Linked DNA regions of Homo sapiens: region 1 is linked to region 2. Evidence: chromatin contacts called from ENCODE Hi-C or POLR2A ChIA-PET data. All regions are on one chromosome and are shown on one strand. The core of a region is the stretch at or near the end of the contact, and the rest is flanking DNA. Distances in the headings are between cores, read along the strand shown. Region 1 has its middle 230 kb from the start of ZNF608. Region 2 has its middle 160 kb from the start of ZNF608.

Region 1 (2,925 bases), core at 324-2,823, 78 kb after region 2:
CTGACATCTGCTTGCAGGACAAATCAAGTCAAATAATTATTTTTTAGATTCACTTATGCTAGAAAGCAGACGTTTACTTCCTAGTCTCTAATACTGACCAAGTCACCACACCCTCTTGGAATGTTTACTGGGGCTGAGTGAGTGGAAAGTGAGGGATGGGAGGAGGAAGGGGGATGGGAGGCTGACAGTCTCTCAGCATTGCCTTCAGGCTTTCTGTTAGTATTACCAGACATTTGAAATGGGTGACACAATGAGGATTTACACAGAAGGAAGAACTGTTTGCTTCTCTCTAGGCCGCAGAAGCTTCTGTATCTCAAAATTATTATTCCAAAATGATTTTGCTTTCCATTTACCCACAAGGACCTGACCCAAAAGGTATTTAGTTTTCAAATGAGCATACAAATAATTCAAAACAAAACAAGCTCTTAACAACAACAACAAAACCTTATTTAAAATCCCTGGAAGGCATCTAGTGAGAGCAGTATGTGACTGACGTGGTAAATTAGGCCTGCTGGAGAAAAAATCAAGACAAAATATGGATTCATTGTTATTTTGAAAGGCAGCCATCTTTCCAAGAGAATGTGTACACCACATTTTATTAAGAAATTACATCTTTCCCCATATTTTCCTTTTCTCTTTCACATGCTGGCAATGGCAAGCAGGTTGAGCAGATGTGATAAAAGAATTAATACCAGTCTTGGGAACACGTAGACGAAATATTTCTTTTGAAATACCTACCTTTAAATTCCATTAGTTCAATCTGATACTGAAAGAGCCTGGATTAGGGAAATGATTTACACAGCACAGGTTGTTTGTCCAGACTTAGAGCCCTTTTGTAATATGAAAAACGTGAAGATGAATTTAATATTTCTCCAATGAATTGGCACAGGGTTTAAAATCTTGCTTTGACTGAGATAATTGCGTTTGTTTTAGTGTTAATAAATTCACCTCGGTGAGAATTTTTCTTTTTTTTTCTTCTAGATTCATTCATAGCTGCTACACATTCATCTCTATATAAAACCTACTCTCCCCTCTGAAAAAGCAGCATAACCAGTCAACGAACAAGTATATAGGATTAGCACATTATGAAGAATAAAGAGAAGCTTTCAGCTCTCCGTCATGGATGATATTTATCACATTTTCCACGACTGGCTCTAATAACAGTGCAGAGATAAAATAGGCTTGATGCATCTTTCCTGTACAGAGAATTTTACAACAGCAACTGTAAGAAATTCAGGAGATGAAACACTTCTCCCCTCTTGCAGTTTTTATTAGTCTTAAAAATGGGAGGTGGGTGTGTGGGGGAGACTGTTTCTACAAAAGTGGGCTTGAATTTTCTGTCTGTTATGCTAATGTATTCATAGAAAAAGCTGGTGCTGAGGGCGGTTCTCCAATTAAGACAAATGAGGCACATTGAATTTCTCCCCCAGGGCACAGCAGGGGTGCTGGCAAAATCTACTTTATTCTTTTCTGTCAGGACTGAACTGGAAACAAAAGCATGAAAATTCAACACATCCACTTACAGAATAATAAAGGCTGTTGTTTAAAGCGTGAAGAGTTTTGGCACCCTTCTGGGGCCTTATGCAAATCGCTCTTCCTCTCAACTGCTACCACACCATCGGTCTTGGAAATTAAAGATGTACTTGGTCGGTTAACAGCTGAAAGGAGAAGAGCAGCCTGAAACTCAATTAGATTTGTATTAAGCAAATAAATCAGGACTGACTGATATTGGCTAAACTAAAATGCATTATGGGCTGACAGTAATTCTAATTTGATGGACAAATATATGTAGTGTGTTATTAACCTAAATGAAAGATGAGAATCCTTTTTTTTTCTTTTTAAAGGATTTTGTTCTAGTAAACAATCCGCTCTCCCTCTGAACTTACACAAAACAATAAACAGAGACTACTGGTATGGTTCTGTTTACAATCCATGCTCAAGAACACAGGAAATCTATTTTCTATTACGTGGTTAGAGTTTGAGACAAAATTATTGTGCTGAAAGACATTTGTTTTTATCGATTTATTTGGTGTAATGTAACATCTCAACACATTATTTATTTGGTACACCAAGCACGCTATTTTTATTATGGTGAGTAACACAAAAGCATAGACCTGGTATATGTCTCATTATTTATTCGGAACCCTGTAGTATAGGAGGCTTTTCCACACCAGGGCACATACAAAGGGGCCTCAAATATGGTTCAAAGTCATAAATGAAGATTTCAATAAAATCCTCCAAAGCTTTGAGGAAAACAAAAAACACTCAACAAATAGCATAAACGTGTTGGTGTGTGTGGTTGGATAAGACATTTCCTTTGAAAGAAGAGTTTTGGGAGTTTCAACTTACTTCCTTGTCTTTGCTGTTTACACCTTTAGAACTTACAGAAATGGCCAGGTGTGGTGGCTCACACCTGTAATCACAGCACTTTGAGAGGCTGAGGCAGGAGGATGGGTTGAACACAGGAGTTTGAGATCAGTCTGGGCAACATGGAGAAATCCTCATCTTTAAAACATACTTTTTGACAAACTTAGCCACGCTTGGTGGCACATGCCTGTGGTCCCAGCCACTCAGGAGGTTGAGGCAGAGGATTGCTTGAGCTTAGCAGTTCGAGGTCGCAGTCAACTATGATCACACCACTGCAATCTAGCCTGGGCAACAGAATGAGACCCTGTCTCAAAAACAACAACGAGAAAAACCTTACAGAGATTTAGGTCATTACATTTAACATCCTGCTAAATTAATAATTAACTAGTAACTTAATACTTTTGCTTTGGTTGTAACTATGTTCTATTTTCGTCACCTTTTCCTTCTGGCTATCAGATTAAAGACTCATTGACTCACTGTTGTCTTTCAATTATCTTTCCTTCTACATTTCCTACCTGGCTCTTCTTGCCAAATCCTGCTGCGTTTTGCTCTGCATAG
Region 2 (3,136 bases), core at 394-2,893:
GTATTTTTTATTGTGGTAAGAATACTTCACTCTTAACAGAGTTTTAAGTGCACAATATATTGTTAACTATGGGCATAATGTGCAACAGATCTCTAGAATTCATTCATTTTGTACAACTGAAACTTTATGCCCACTGAAAAGCTGCTTCCCATTTCCCCATCCCCTCCAGGGACATAACTTTTGGAGGGCACCTTTCAACCCACTACAGTACAGTTTAATCAATTTGTGTTGTTTGTCGTGGAATAATGATGATGGATTTTATTTGATTGTTGATACTCTTAAAATGAATGGCTTGGTTAGGACTGTGGTCATTGGCTGGGCAAATTTTGCTCTTTTTGGCATTAACTTACTTTCATGGAATCTATACCTTGGTTGTATTAATTGACTATCCCATGAGATGAGTACTTTGAGTAGATAGGCAAGTTCTCTAGGAAAAATATTACTCATACAGCCTAAGAATGTTAATTTTGGCTCTCCCTCACTGGCAAGGTAACAAGTCAACATCTTTACAGTAACCAGAGTGTGGGACCATTTATAAAGTACACAGATTCTCATAGTGGGAAGGTGAAATTACTTGTAGAGAAAAATACAAAAACATAATTTTTTCCACACACTCATTTGCATTTATAGCAAGGGAAGATTTTCCCCCATCCCTTACCCCCACCACACCACATCAACACACATACACAGACACACATACTTTGACTAAATATCCAAAGTGATTTTTAGCAACTTACAATGTATAGATTTAGTAAACAACAATTACAAACAATGAATTTATTTCCTTCATTTCTTTTTAGTACATTCCAGACTTTGTTTTTAATCTTTAATTATTGCTCCCTTAAGAAAAGTGATCCCACATTTCATTTACATATTGTGCCATTTCTCAGTAAATATAAGGGAATCTTGCCGTACAAGTCTATTGCTTTTCTTTTCATTGGTCTTTCTTAAACCAAGCAACATGAATTCTAATTATTTTATCCACTAAGAAATGAGAAATTTAAATCAATGCCTTTAAACATAGGACTACATGAGGCTTTTAGATCATTAGACGAAACTAAATGCAATACTTAAATAACTGAGTTTACAGATACTGCCAGAATTTTACTGCTACCATTTCTATTCGCTTTTGCTGTTTTTAAAAATAATAATACCAGGGTGTTTGGTGAAGTATAGATGACCCTTAGTGTACCTGAGTCAGTGTCAAATATCCAGTTTTCTCTGGAGCTTCTTGTGTGGTCACCTATAATTGCTATTCAAAGACCCACAGGACAAGCTTCCATGTCCAAAATGTACTCATTCTACAATTTGACCCTTCAAGGTGCTATAAAAACATAAATATATTTCTTTAGAGAAACTCTCTGCTGCAGCATGGTCCTTTGAAACCGTCCAATTTGCTCTGTGATTCCTGCTGAGATATGCATTACATCATGGTCTATTTTTAGCTTGTTACATTAATCAAAACCTATCCCACTTATTAAACAGCTTCCTGCAGCTCAGGCATTTGAAATGCAGAGTGCCAGCAAGCAGCTGCCAAACACCATGAAGGAAAGAGGTGGGCTAGGTTGGAGTAATGTACAAATTGAATTTCAAGTGACTGAGCAGCCTCTTTATCTCTTGGTGACACAACCAGGGGCTGTAGCGGTGTTCTTAAAGGAAATGAAACCCAGAGCCATGGTTCACTCATGGGGTGGTTACCATGGCCCTGCCCAGCAGTCTTTCCGGAACTGCTGATGAGTGTGACCTTTGCAAAAATGCACAAAGCCTTGATTTCTGCATGGTTAACCTTTACAAGCCAGAACCCCTCTGTGAAACCTACCCACACCAGAGGGAAGCTTCAGAATCAAAACAGACACATACACATTTTATGAAAGAGCAACTACAAATACACACATGCACACACATATTCTCAGAGGATGAAGACATTGAACGCATTTTCAATTATTCTCTCAACTGTGTTTTTTCAAGCATTTACATTTGTCTTCCTCTGGAGCAAGAAAGTGCCAGTACTCGGTGCAGTGTCAACCCTGTACTTAAACTCATTTGCTGCACTTCAGAATGGCCTTGATCGGAATTGGTAGTGGGAATGGAAATTACATATTTTCAGGATTTGCTAAGAGTCACCTAGACCATTTGCTCACAGTTAAATAATGACCCAGTGTGCATGGTGAGAAGGAGTGGATATTAAATTAATAGCCTCGATTTCCACCACTGATCAAACCAGGAAAACCATTTTGATTTGATAGTGTATCTCAAACGTGTTCTTTATTCCAAATGTATTGAATGTTCACTGTAAGGGTAGGAAGCTCAGAGCATTATGAAGGTGACTATAGCAATATTCTTTACCTGTTATAATGACAAATTAAACTTTTTTCCCATGGCTTCTTCCTGTTTTTAATAGCATTTTGTTTTCAAGCAAATCTAATTTTTCTCATTATTAATATATTGATTCACATAGCATTCATTATTTAAAAAGCTATTTACACAAGCTAACCTAGTCCTTTTTTAATATCTAGTTCTAGTAATATAGTAGTATATCTTTTATATACTACTCTCATATGATTTGCCTAGCAAGGCTGTGATGTAATTAGAACAGGTTGTTATTATTATTGATGAAAATACTAAAGTCCTAAGAGATTAAAGAGCATGTCAAAGGTCAACACAGCAAATCACTAGTAACCCTGGAAGGCTAACCTCTCTTTTCTGTAATTTCTCTGAATAATGAGGGATATGGCAATAGGGATATGGGGAAACCAGTGATTTCAAAAGACACTTTGATTCACCTTTATAGAGTCTCAATCTACAACTTTCTGTTTACCATACTCGCTTAAAAATCCTTGTCAAAGTGCAGGAAACCCCTGATCTGCAAATACCCAGCTTAGAAATGATCCAGCCATCCAGACATCAGCCTCCTTGCTGTCTTTTTACTGTCAACTGATCAACTGTGGGGAAATGATGTGGGCGGGAGGTGGCGGACAAACTTCAAGAGACACAGTTTAGAAGCCAGTGGAGAAAAAAGTGGGAGAGAGGGTTCACCACAGAAGAATAAAGAAAGAGCAGATAATCTCTAAATACATTCACTTTTTGATTCATTTAGTCATCCACGTGGGGTTAGGCTGTAAAGTTGCCACAAGAC

The links. A loop is a pair of places that touch in the nucleus more often than their neighbours do. ChIA-PET counts read pairs that join two places held with the same protein, here RNA polymerase II (POLR2A). Pooled maps may share reads with other maps.
Region 1: a map of B cell shows a loop between it and region 2 (5-fold over the local background). The contact joins two enhancer-like sites. A Hi-C loop is called at or near these places in 4 of 168 maps with a recorded cell type or tissue (B cell, Caco-2, dorsolateral prefrontal cortex and 1 more), 1 of 37 single-sample maps with no recorded cell type and 5 of 50 pooled maps. POLR2A ChIA-PET finds 5 or more read pairs at or near these places in 2 of 52 experiments (Caco-2 and OCI-LY7).

What each region holds. Positions count from the first base shown.
Region 1 is chr5:124,979,223-124,982,147 of GRCh38, forward strand. No RefSeq gene overlaps it. Among named protein-coding and RNA genes, the nearest start is that of ZNF608, 230 kb to the left of the region's middle. RefSeq lists enhancers at 635-1,289, 1,290-1,943. Within about 2 kb of position 1,574, at least 5 of the 41 ENCODE cell types and tissues checked have a DNase peak (open chromatin) inside an H3K27ac peak, as active enhancers do; they include B cell and OCI-LY7, where a contact is called at or near this core.
Region 2 is chr5:124,900,793-124,903,928 of GRCh38, forward strand. No RefSeq gene overlaps it. Among named protein-coding and RNA genes, the nearest start is that of ZNF608, 160 kb to the left of the region's middle. Within about 2 kb of position 1,644, at least 9 of the 41 ENCODE cell types and tissues checked have a DNase peak (open chromatin) inside an H3K27ac peak, as active enhancers do; they include B cell and OCI-LY7, where a contact is called at or near this core.